Regions from separate parts of the Homo sapiens genome. Here regions 1 and 2 are each linked to region 3. A link is an interaction called in ENCODE POLR2A ChIA-PET data of the cell type or tissue named here. Cell type or tissue: GM12878. All regions are shown on one strand. Region 1 has its middle 68 kb from the start of SLC10A2. Region 2 has its middle 110 kb from the start of SLC10A2. Region 3 has its middle 96 kb from the start of SLC10A2.

The links. ChIA-PET counts read pairs that join two places held together with the same protein. Peaks named below come from ENCODE experiments on the same cell type or tissue, not always from the same donor. Only the 100,000 strongest peaks of a DNase experiment are listed, where the experiment ranks them.
Region 1: POLR2A ChIA-PET joins it to region 3 with 7 read pairs; 2 of 35 experiments call an interaction of 5 or more read pairs at or near these places.
Region 2: POLR2A ChIA-PET joins it to region 3 with 9 read pairs; 1 of 35 experiments calls an interaction of 5 or more read pairs at or near these places.

What each region holds. Positions count from the first base shown.
Region 1 is chr13:103,132,207-103,136,206 of GRCh38, reverse strand. No RefSeq gene overlaps it. Among named protein-coding and RNA genes, the nearest start is that of SLC10A2, 68 kb to the right of the region's middle. RefSeq lists an enhancer at 1,832-1,891. In GM12878, no CTCF peak of the experiment used is centred here; a DNase peak (open chromatin) is centred at 1,756.
Region 2 is chr13:103,177,836-103,181,835 of GRCh38, reverse strand. No RefSeq gene overlaps it. Among named protein-coding and RNA genes, the nearest start is that of SLC10A2, 110 kb to the right of the region's middle. In GM12878, no CTCF peak of the experiment used is centred here; a DNase peak (open chromatin) is centred at 2,365.
Region 3 is chr13:102,968,824-102,972,823 of GRCh38, reverse strand. No RefSeq gene overlaps it. Among named protein-coding and RNA genes, the nearest start is that of SLC10A2, 96 kb to the left of the region's middle. RefSeq lists an enhancer at 1,921-2,120. In GM12878, no CTCF peak of the experiment used is centred here; a DNase peak (open chromatin) is centred at 2,093; H3K27ac peaks cover 1,633 bases.

The DNA.
Region 1 (4,000 bases), 160 kb before region 3:
AGTTTGCTTTGAGCACCTCTTTTCTTCCCATCAAACTCAACACTGTTTATCGTGATGAGACATGGTACTTCTCAAAATTGGAAACAAGACTGTAGTTTATTATTTATATCGGTCTATCCATTGTGCTGTAACCTCCATGAAGGCAGGTGTCCCATTCACCGCCCTATATCCTCACAGCCTCGTTTCGGGTTTGAGCATATTTCTATTTGACTCTTAACTCAATCAATATTTGTTGAATGTTGTTCTGAAATCTGCCTGTCATGTCCATCGTCATAGTGACAAAAGAATATAGAGTGACAGTCAGGGACTCCTTGGTGAGGAACATGCATAAGCATTAGTGTATGAATATTTAAGTCCCTTCTCTCAGAGGCATCTTTCCTTGCTTCTAAGTGAGACTGTGGAGAAATGCTGAGCGGGAGGCCACTTACCCACCTGTTATCCTGCACCAGATGACTACCCAGGACCCCAATTCTTTCATCTATTAAATGGAAATCAGGGTAGCAAACCCACAGGAATGTTGTGAAGACTAAGCGTTATACAGAAACCATTTTTAAATTTATTTTTAAGCAAGAGTAACCATCTTTAAAACAAATGTGACAGGTAATCCCAAAATATAAAACGGACCAAGTGGAACTTCAGGAGGACAGACTCTCTGCTTGGCTCTTAGCACATCCCCAGGAAACCTCATCAGAAGTTAGAGCTCATGGGACCATAGTGTCAAAACCACTGAGGCTCAGGCTGTCACGCGCTGAACAGGGAACATAACAGACTTGGAATAGACATGTACTCTCTCTCTTCTGGCTTATCTTCTTTGCATTTAGCTGAGGTTGCTTCATAAACAAGTTCTAGCTCTAAGGGCAGGGAGGGGAGTGGTAGGTGACTTTCCCCCAATATGAAATTGAAGTTCTCATCTTAGAGCTATACAAAGTAAACTAGCATCTGTGTTGGCAGTTCTCTGAGTTTTAAGTTGTGGATATTGTGTTAAAACAGAGATCCAAGTCATTAAACACGAACAGCAGGCATGAAAGAAAATAACTCTTGCACAGTACCGTTTCATATTGTTGTAACCAGAATTATAAAGGTAAAAATGAGTCCCATCTAGGGATAAAGGAAGAATTTTTACTTGACATCAAGAGCATGTGATTGATGCAGGGCCATTTCCCAACAAAAAAGCATCCAGCACAAAATATTATTTCATTATCTTTTCCAGCTTTTTTGAGGTATAATTTACAAATAAAAGTTGTATATATTTAAGATGTACAACATGTTTTGATACACATTGTGAAAGGATTACCAGCTTCAAACTAATTAACATATTCATCACCTCACAGAGTTAATATTTGTTGTATATTATGACAATACCTAAGATCAATATCTTAGCAAATTTCAAGTATTCAATATAGTATTGTTAACAATAGTCACCATGCTGTACATTAGATCTCCAGAACTCATTCAAAAAAATATTATCTATATAAAAATATTATAACAGCTACAAATGCACTATAAAAGGTATGGGTGAGAGTCTATTGTTTGTTTGTTTTTAATTTTCCTTCCATTGTAAGGAGATGGGGAGAGAAAACTGGTTCATTGCACTTTTTGGCAGCTGAACTCTGTTCTCTGATTGGCATGTCTTTGCTTCTCTCCTCCCCAGGCAGAGACCACTCAGCTCTGCCTGAGGCTCATGTCTCTGGCTAAGCTTCCTGGCTTCTGCTTGTCACTCTCAGCCTGAGCATCTCCTCCAGCCCCTTGGCTTCACCACTTCCCCTCAAGGGACCTTGTCCACTATGACTCCCTCGACCTCTAGATAAAACGGTTCAGTTCCACATGCACCAGGGCACTAGATACCCTTTGCATGTCTTTATCTTTCAATTTAGCTGATGGCCCTTGGCTCACATTTAATGGAAACTTTCATTCTGCCAGAGGGGATTGCTTTATCTAGCTTTTTTATACAAAAGTTCAGCCATTGAATCGGCTTGGTAGGTGACCTGTGTGGCCCAGCAAGAGTGTCAGGAAGCCATTTTTTCCTTCTCAGTTCATCAGAAGTGTTCCTTGCACCCCCATATAGAATTGCCCCACAGCACACTGGCAGCTCAACATTTGAAGGTGTTTTCTAGGAATGCAGCAAAATGCCCTAAAATGTCCTCATATGAGGCCAAAACGTCCAACCTGAATAAAAACTCATAAATTTACCTGGAACTATATTGCTGTCTCTGGTCCAGTCTCCATGGGAAGACATCCAATACTTACAACCAACAAATTTATGTAATCTTTTGAGTTTCCAAGTCTAAGAAAAAAAGTGGCACAAAGCCAGGTTTAGGTGAAGTCTAACAATGGGGATCACCCACAAGTTGAATGTTAAGCTGGGGAAAATAACAAGTGCTCATCAATTATTTTCTAAAGTTACTCTGGACAAGACCCAAGAGAATACCATTACTCCAGTCCCTGCAATGCCTTTTATGCCAGCCAAGTGCAAACCTGAACAAACAACCCTTCTCTTGGCAAGGCAGGCAGGTCTTTAAAGGAATCCGACTGCTGCTGACTGCGCCCCAGTCTGCTTTTATCAGAAGATCGAAGGAGCTGGATGGGCAGCCTCGTTCCCAACAGGCTGTTTCCACTGTCTGCTGCAGAGAGCAATGCCCCCTGGGGTTAATACACTGCATAAGAGACAGAGTGAAAACTGACCAGTGACCACCAAGGGGGAAGCTGGGGCCTCCATCAGCCACACCATCTGAGGAGCCCCACATCACATCAGAGAGACTGAGAGACAGAGCCTGGCCAGCGCCTTCAATCGTGTTCCTGGTGCCTGGGAGTCCATTGAGAAGCATCAAGCTGGCCTGAGCTTCTTTTAACCTCAAGAACAAAGACCAGTGTGAGTGGGGATCAGAAAAAGAGTGAAAGGAGAAAGGGACAAATTAGAACAAAATGCCAGGGTGATAAAGGGAACAGAAGCAACATGCACCCAACTGTTTGAAGTCAAGGGCTCCCGAGGAGAAGGCAGGTTCTCCTTCCCTTTGCAAGGTCACTAGTCACAAGCATGCGACCACAGGGTAGCCTCAGGCAGCCCTGAGATCTCCTTTTCCCTCGCAGTTAGGTGAGCATAGGATGTGGCAGCTGACTCAAGCAGAAGCAAGGAGTCTCTGCCAGGGGTTTGGGATTTGAAAGCAAAACAGAGAAATCTACACTCCCTTTGGATGCCAGGATCTATGGCATGTGGTATAATGAGAGATAAAGGTCGCAGTTCTAAGCACTCTGAGTGCAGGACCTGTTGGGTTAGAGTGGCAGGGCACCTTCCACCCACCCATCAGGAAAGCAGAGAGAACTGCCGTGCAGATAAAAATGAGGCAGGTGCAGCCAGGCACGGTGGCGCAGCTGGGCACGGTGGCTCACGCCTGTAATCCCAACACTTTAGGAGCCTGAGGCGGGCAGATCACGAGGTCAGGAGATCGAGACTATCCTGGCTAACACGGTGAAACCCCATCTCTACTAAAAATACAAAAATTAGCCAGGCATGGTGGTGGACGTCTGTAATCCCAGCCACTTGGGAGGCTGAGGCAGGAGAATCGCTTGAACCTGGGAGGTGGAGTTTGCAGTGAGCCGAGATCAGGCCACTGCACTCCAGCCTGGTGACAGAGTGAGGGTCCATCTCAAAAAAAAAAAAAAAAGGCAGGTGCACAGGGCTCAGGTGCCCAGACCAAATGTCTTCATGGGCAACCTTGCCAGAGAATAGTCCCACTCTCCTAGATCATTTAATTTTTCTTCTTCTATTTCATAACCAACTGGAAGTCTGCCCCATCATTGAACTTTAAGCAGAAACTACCATTCATTCATTCATTCATCCAACAATATTTACCCAACAAAACACTGTTCCAGCTCTTAGACAAAACTGAACAACAACAAAAATTTAGCCTTTGTGAAACTAACATTCTAGTGGGGACTGATTAGGAATAATCAAGACAATATAGAAAGTAACTTACATAGCTTTCTACAATGATAGAAGAAA
Region 2 (4,000 bases), 210 kb before region 3:
AATCATAAAAAGCCTTGAGTAACTGGGAGAATCATGATGACCTTCAGAGGCAACACAAGAGAAGGAAATAGAAGATAAGTTTATTTCCACACCTGCAAATTTGTCTAGTATGTCTGCGAATTTTAGGTACAACCCCAACCCAGCAAAGTGTGCCAAGTTATCTACAGAGACTTATGTTGAGTAAATACTACTCAAACCAATTCTAAAGCAATATTTGCCCTATTAGGACCTCAACGTAGTCTCTATCTAATCTGTTTCGTCTACTCCTTATTCTTTTTTACTTCCCAACAGCCAGCCTTTCCAACTGATGATCAGCTTACCACTGCTCCTGTTTACCCATGGCTCATGCCCTCCATCATGGCTGTCAACTAACTTCAGATGCTCCTAGGTGATGGACTTCTCAGTTCAGCCACACCAACCTCTCACCAAGACTCTCCTGGCAGAATCACCAACTGGCACAGCAGGCAAAGACCTGCCCCAACTCTTAGCCCTAGAAAGCTGGGCCCAGACAGAATCTAAGGTGCTAAAGGGATGGCCAAATGAAGATGCTTATAGTTAGTTGGAAATGCAATATTGCAAGATTGGAGTTGAGAATACAGAAAAGTTGAGAGATTTCATGACAATGGTCCTCAGTTGCCACCCCACTAAGTGTGACAGTAAAGTGTGTAAGCCCATCCAGCAGGACAGCTGGGTGTCTGTAAGACGACGGAGGCCTCTGAGAACAGGAGAGCAGGGAAGCTCGAACTCATGGTCTCTCATACACACTATGGACATATGTTTGTGTAATGAGGAGAACGAACGGGAGGAAAGGCTATTTTGTAACATGGATCCGGGAGCGTGCCCCTGGGCAGCTCACGGATACTGAAAAATAGTGGTTGTCTTCCACAAGTAGCAGAAACCTTGGGTGATCCACTCAAGCCACAGGCAGCAGGCTGGCCCTTCAAAGTGGAGCCCTGGGACGCTTGGAGGAGCTGAGGTGGAATAAACAAAGGTTAAATTCTCTTTCACTTACTTCTAAGTGACAGGTTTTAATTAAAGATAATTCACACTTGAATTGATCCTCTCAGTTCCTGCTGCTGACAGACTAGGAGACTGTCAAGGGAGGAACTGCGTGGCAAGAAGACCTGGATACGGATGGGGAGGGACGGAGGGGAGATGTACTTGCGCGCACTCACCAAAATTAAAAGGTGGGGGAAAGACACCAAAAGGTGGATACTATGGATAAATGTGGTCTACTATACCTAGGGATTTCAATGTTTTTCCTCCCTTAAAAAGTCACTAAATAACTTGTCTTTGTGGAGTAAAAGAACATGTATCCCAATGTCACTTTTTACTAGTTTCAAATATTACAGAAAGATATTTATTTCATGATACTAACAATAGGATAGATGCAAGTGTTCCTATTATATAATTCAAAAACTGACACTGAGAGAATGACATATGGGACAGGTCATATGGAATAGAGGGTCCAGGGTGATAAGAGAAACTCCAGTTCCTCCAGACAAGACTCCAACCTGGCTCTAAGCAAAAGAGAATCTGACAACATTAGTGGCTTTTGCAATTCAAGCCATTCCTGCCTTTGTTTGCCAAAGCTAAAAAAAATTTAAATATATAAAAAAATTATTCTTGCTAAAATTCTATTTCTGAGGTCACAGCTGCAGGAGCAAGATTAACATATGCTAAAGCTAGAACTACTGAAGGTTGATTGTACACATTTTTTCAAATGCAGCTTAATCGCCCAAGAATGCAGAATCAAATTTCAGATGTATTTAAAGTGTGAAAAATATTTATATAATTTTGTCTCTCCAGATAAATATTAAAATCCCAAACCACTCTACTTAAAGTCCCTGAATCTCTGTTGAATCCCACCTCCATACAAGGCAGGCTCTCAGAGCTCAGCAAAATTCTATCTATCCACAGAGGTCCCGCTCAAATTCCACATTCTCCATGAAGCCTCCTCCTCATGCCCTAACAGGAATTAACTCTCACCTCTGTGAAACCCCATAGCACTTTGTCTCCCTAATGTGGCACTTATGTGCCATGAATGGTAGTTACCTGGACATGCACACATCTTATTTCCCCTGCTTTCCTATTGAATTGTACAATCCCCAAGGGAAGGAACCATAACTTACACATCAGCATATCTCCTCTAACAGCCTAGTGAAATACATCCTGCTTAGGAGGTGTTAAGTATATTTTTTAAATGAATGATGACTGCATGAAAATTCTCCTGGGTACGCAGGCTTTCCTTTTAAAGTTTTGTCTTAGAATATGGAAAGCAAGATTCTGCCGTTTGCACCTAGCCTGCGGCTACTTCTTCACCACAAAATCACAAATGAATACCATCTGCTATTTCTCTCTGCTAGGTCCCTCTGGAGATTCCCTTTAGGTTAATTGGCCACTCTCTGTTCTAGCCCCGACTCTCTCTCAGTTCTTACTCCTGGGAAAACCTCAGCTGGGCCAGAGGTCTAGGACACTGCTAAGTTATATGTTCAAAACCATATGTTCTTCCTCTTTAAGTTCCTAATTATTACTTTCTTTTAGGTTATCTTCATTTCCTCCCTCCTGAAATGTTCCCTTTTCAGGTCTCTCCTGAAACTATCTCCTTCGAGTCATCTACAGAACATAAGGCGAGCAGATGGTGCTGCGATTGCACTGGTAATTACCCCCTGAGAAAAGCAACCTTCTTCCCAAAGCAGGTAATTTGGACTAAAATAGAACTTTTGCCAGAATAACCCAGGTAAGTAGGGTGTTGAGCTTTATACGTACACAATCATATTTTATGCAATAGAAACCATCACCATTTGTTTTGGACAAAACCAGGCTGTTTCTTGCCCCCTACAACGAAGGGGGCCAACTTTAAAGGCTAAAATTAACTTGTTTCTACTCTAAGCCTCCAACTCCAATTCCAATGGTGTGTTTTGAGGCACCTGATCACAGTACAGGAACTTGGGGATCTCCTCTTACTAGCAATCATGTGCACTACTTCTCATATCTAGTTTTTAAGCATCATGACTTATTTAATATTTATTTTAAAGGAAATTCCTGAAGTGCAGATACCATCAGTATGTAAATTTTTCGACTTTTTGTGGAAACCAATATCATATCCTTAAACCCAGGCTTAGGACACAATGGGGAAAAAAACAAAACTACCTCTTCGCTTGAAAGGAAACAAATTTTGCCTGCACTTTCACTGGTTTCTTATTGTAGCTGCAAGCCATGATCTGCTGAAATACTTCTCTGACAGCAAGAGTAACTAGAGTGCTTTCAGCCCAAGAACAGGCCACTCTATGTCATTGGGCAAAAATGGCAAAAGGTCGTCCAAATGAACTTCACATAAGAGGAAGAGAAGCAGTGAGAAATGATAATTGCCCTTTCCGATCCAGACCAGGTCCAATTACCATCAATTGGACCACCACATCGTGGTGGTGTTTTTCCTCTTTTATCTGGTGTAAGAGTTTGATAACCCAAAGGCTGTAATTGTGTTGTAGGGCTAATTAAAAAGGAGGCCAGGATTTTCATATGTATCGCCAACACAAAAGCAAGATATTTATTGCACTTGGCACATAACAGAGGTTAAAATTTCATTGAAAAGAGGTTTCAGAAATTAACATAACTATATGTCTCTGCTTTTTTCTTCTTCTCTTCTAGTAATGCAAAGCAGAACAGGAAAAAAATACTTAAGGATAAAAAAGCTCATTCTAAACATGTCAGCCTCATCAATGTTATGGATAGGTAACAACCAATTTTATAATAAAGAACCTGTGTTTTCCAGTTTGGTGTTTCAGTTCTTAACTTACAAAGCTCTTTTGTAATGTTTGGTCATCTCTTCCTCCACTTTTTCTGACATTACAAATATGTTCAGACTCCTTTCTGCATCAGCCTTCTAAACTATCTACTCCATAATGAACTTGCTGGGGAAAAGTGAAAGTGGAAAAAGTGAGATGTTTTCTATTAGTCAACATTAGGAAATCTCTTAAGGAATTACTTTGCTGTTTAA
Region 3 (4,000 bases):
GTTGATTCCTCCAAGTTTAGCAGGAAACCAAACTGAAACGGTTGAACTTGAACAAGGAAACATGCTTAAGAACCAGGAATATGTCTGGATAAACTAACTGCATTTCAATAAACACCTTTCTTGGGGTTTATTCTTTAACATAATCAGAGCATCTAAAATATCTCTGTCACCCTGAATGGCAAAACTAAAAGTAAATGACCAAATAGATGTATGTTATGAAAGAAAAGCTTACCCAAAAATGTGGAACCAACCTAAATGCCCATCGACTAATGAGTGTATAAAGAAAATGTGGTATATACACACCACAGAATACTACTCAGCCTTTAAAAGGAATGAAATAATGTCTTTTGCAGCAACTCAGATGGAGCTGGAGGCCATTATTCTAAGTGAAGTAACACAGGAATGGAAAACCAAAACCATATGTTCTCACTTAGCTCTCACAAGTGGGAGCTAAGCTATGAGTATGCAGAGACAAACAGAGTGATATTATGGACTTTAGAGACTCAGAAAGGAGAGGATGGGAGGAGGGCTAGGGATAAAAACTACACATTAGGTACAATGTACACTACTCAAGTGATGAGTGCACTAAAATCTCAGATTTCACCGTTATATAATTCATCCATATAACAAAAAAACACACGGACCCCAAAAGCTATTGAAATAAAACAACAAAAAGAAAAAAAAGAAAAGCTTGCCCAGGTAGTGACTAAGATGGTCTGCAACTTTTTCCATCAGAGCTTGGAGACAACGAAGGAAGCAGAGTAACACTGATCAAATCATTCCATAATCTCCAATGCATGAGCTCAGTTCCAACAATACTGTGACCTTCCGGGCTATTCTCCAAACTTTAAAATACTGCTACTCATCTACAAATGGAGATTCTAATACATACCTTCCAGGATTGTTGTGAGGATTAAATGAACGTGAAGCTTAGCACCAGGGCTGGCAGGCAAGAAAGGCTCAATGGATAAATGTTGCTGTTATTACTGTCGCATCTGTAATTTTTTTACTCTTTAGTACTTAGCAATAAATTGATTTTATGGTAAACATGTATATTTGGCCACAATCATTTTCTTCCATGCATCCAAAGCATACAAAAATTTATTATTTGGCAAAAAGTAAATAAATAAAGCTTTTATTTATTTATTTATTTTGAGATGGAGTCTCGCTCTGTCTCCCAGGCTGGAGGGTAGTGGCGTAATCTTCACTCACTGCAACCTCCCACTCCAGGGTTCAAGCGATTCTCCTGCTTCAGCCTCCTGAGAAGCTGGGATTACAGGCGCCCACCACCATGCCCAGCTAATTTTTGTGTTTTTAGTGGAGACGATTTCACCATGTTGGCCAGGCTGGTCTCAAACTCCTGACCTTGGGTGATCCGCCTGCCTCAGCCTCCCAAAGTGCTGGGATTACAGATGTGAGCCACCACACCCAGGCAAAATAAATCTTTTAATTCAGTGACTCTAAATAAGACCTCTCTCAAAGAGTATATGTTGAATGCCTCCTGCAATCCAGGCACTGTGCTAGGCTGAAAGATTAAAATCCCAGGTGATCCGGCCAGGCGCAGTGGCTCATGCCTGTAATCCTAGCACTTTGGGAGGCCGAGGCGGGTGGATCACCTGAGGTCAGGAGATCGAGACCAGCCTGGCCAACATGATGAAACCCTTTCTCTACTAAAAATACAAAAACTAGCTGGGGGTGGTGGGCGCCTGTAATCCCAGCTACTCGGGAGGCTGAGGTAGCAGAATCACTTGAAGCTGGGAGGCGGAAGTTGCAATGACCCGAGATTGCGCCATTGCACTCCAGCCATTTGGTACTGAGTCCAGCCATTGCACTCAGTACCAAAAAAAAAAAAAAAAAAAAAAAAAAAAAAATCCCAGGTTATCCAAGTCAGCATCAGTTGATGCAAGTTTTTCTGTGGCAATAGAAGGATGAATATTGAGTGATTCCACTTATGTGGGGGATCTGAAATAGTCAAACTCATAGAAACAGAAAGTAAAATGGCAGTTGCCAGAAACTACAAGAAAGGGAAACAGAGAGTTACTGTTCCACAAGTGTAAAGTTCCCACAGTTACAAAGGTGAACACCTGCTGCTCAGCAAGTATAAGCTCTAGAGATCTGCTACGCAATATTTCACCTATGTGTCAAGTGGGTCCATCTCATGTTAAGTGCTCTTTCTCACCAAGATGAAATAAGTAAATTGCTCTTAAAGATGACCTGTGGCTAAGGATGTTCTGAGACTGAAGAACAAGCAGCCTAGGCGAAGTCAACTCACAACTTCAGAGGCCTTGCCAGTCCAACTCTAGACAAAAATAAAAAAGTAAATAAATGAAGCTTTCAATTTAGCAAGACTAAGAAGGTCTCTCTCAAAATGATACAGGTGTACTCCAAGTAAATGTAGGCCAAACAGGAATGTAATAAGTCAATCACGGAGAACCTATCAGCAACTGAAAGTCAAGAAGATAAAAATATAAATTCACATAATGGAAAGAGAGCGTCAGGCAACACTAAGCAATTAGGACTGATGGTTATTCTATTGCCAAAGATCTCAAAAGATAAAAGCATGGTCTAGTCCTCGGTTTCCTCACAGAGGCCCAGATCTACTCACTTTTTTTCACCCATGCTGCTCCCAGTGTCTTTCAAAGCACGTTTGGCTCAAACATATACACATTTGCAAGCTTGCCAAGGCCTTCGAGTACACATGGATGTTCTAAATGATAAACCAGTGCCAGTATTAGCTTTAACTAACACTGAACGCTTTGGGAAAAGTAATGCATGACTAGCTTATGTGGTCTTTAATACTGTTTATTGTCTGCCCCTTTTTGACATCATTCCCTAAAAGAGCCCAATTTAATTCACAACAAAAAGTTGCTATGTGCCATACCAGGTTCTCCTTATAATTATTCATAACATTTTAGGATAATTTTTATGGCTTTTATGACTGCACTAGCCTTCTCAACCTCTCACTTTTACATTTTGAACATTGGCACAAATTTTAAATCTATTGAACCACCCATGGCTTCCCACAGCATTGCATTATAAGCATTATATTTTCGCTCTCTATCTTCCTTGTTTGAATCATCATTTGAATACATAGTATACATTTTTAAATTTCATCCTTTATCTGCATTATCGCTAACTTTTCATTTAGATCCTGCTTTTGTAAGTACTCAAAAAAATCCATAGTGCTATCACAGCAGGTGCTATTTATGAAATGTAAACATTACCAACAATGCAAAAATGAAATTTAATTGTGAGTTGTATGATTTTGTAAGTACCAGGCCAAAAGCTAGACACTTTACATGTATTATCTCATTTAATCTTTAGTAAAATCTTAAGAGACTCCAGTATCATCATCACACCCACTTTACAGAAGATAAACTGAGCTGGAAGACAGTAAGTAATCTGACAAGGTCACATAGCAAAGAGGAGACAAAACTCAGAATCCATCTGTCTAGCTCCAAAACCTAGACTCTTAAGCATTGCACCATGTGCAGAAAACATTATGTGCTCTTTTGTGCTTGCGCTTTTGTTCAAAATACTTTTCAATGTTGAAGTAGCCAAATAAAATCCACATACAATGGAATAAAGGCTTTGGCATTTTTAAGAACCTTTAAACTTTCATTTTTTTTCTTCTAATGTACCCCCTTGCTATTACCTGGTTTATTCAGTCACAGTTAGAATGCAATAAATGGAGTAACAACACAAACAATACTGAAATAGCACACGTAGCCTAGCAAAAATCCATAGGAAAACAGAGCAACGTGAAAGCAAAGTCCGAAGGCCCTCCCCTTGTATGGCCCTGCCTGCCCAGCACTCTGGCTTCCCGGCAATCAGCCACACACCGCAGAACTTTGTGTTTCCGCCCACAGTGGAAATTTCCATATCTAAAATGTTATTATGGGCTTCATAGAACAATCTGTGTAAGGTCATATTTGCATAAGTCAAGTGTTCCACAGTCTGTACAGCGTCTTTACCTAATGCAGGATTAAATTGCCATGGG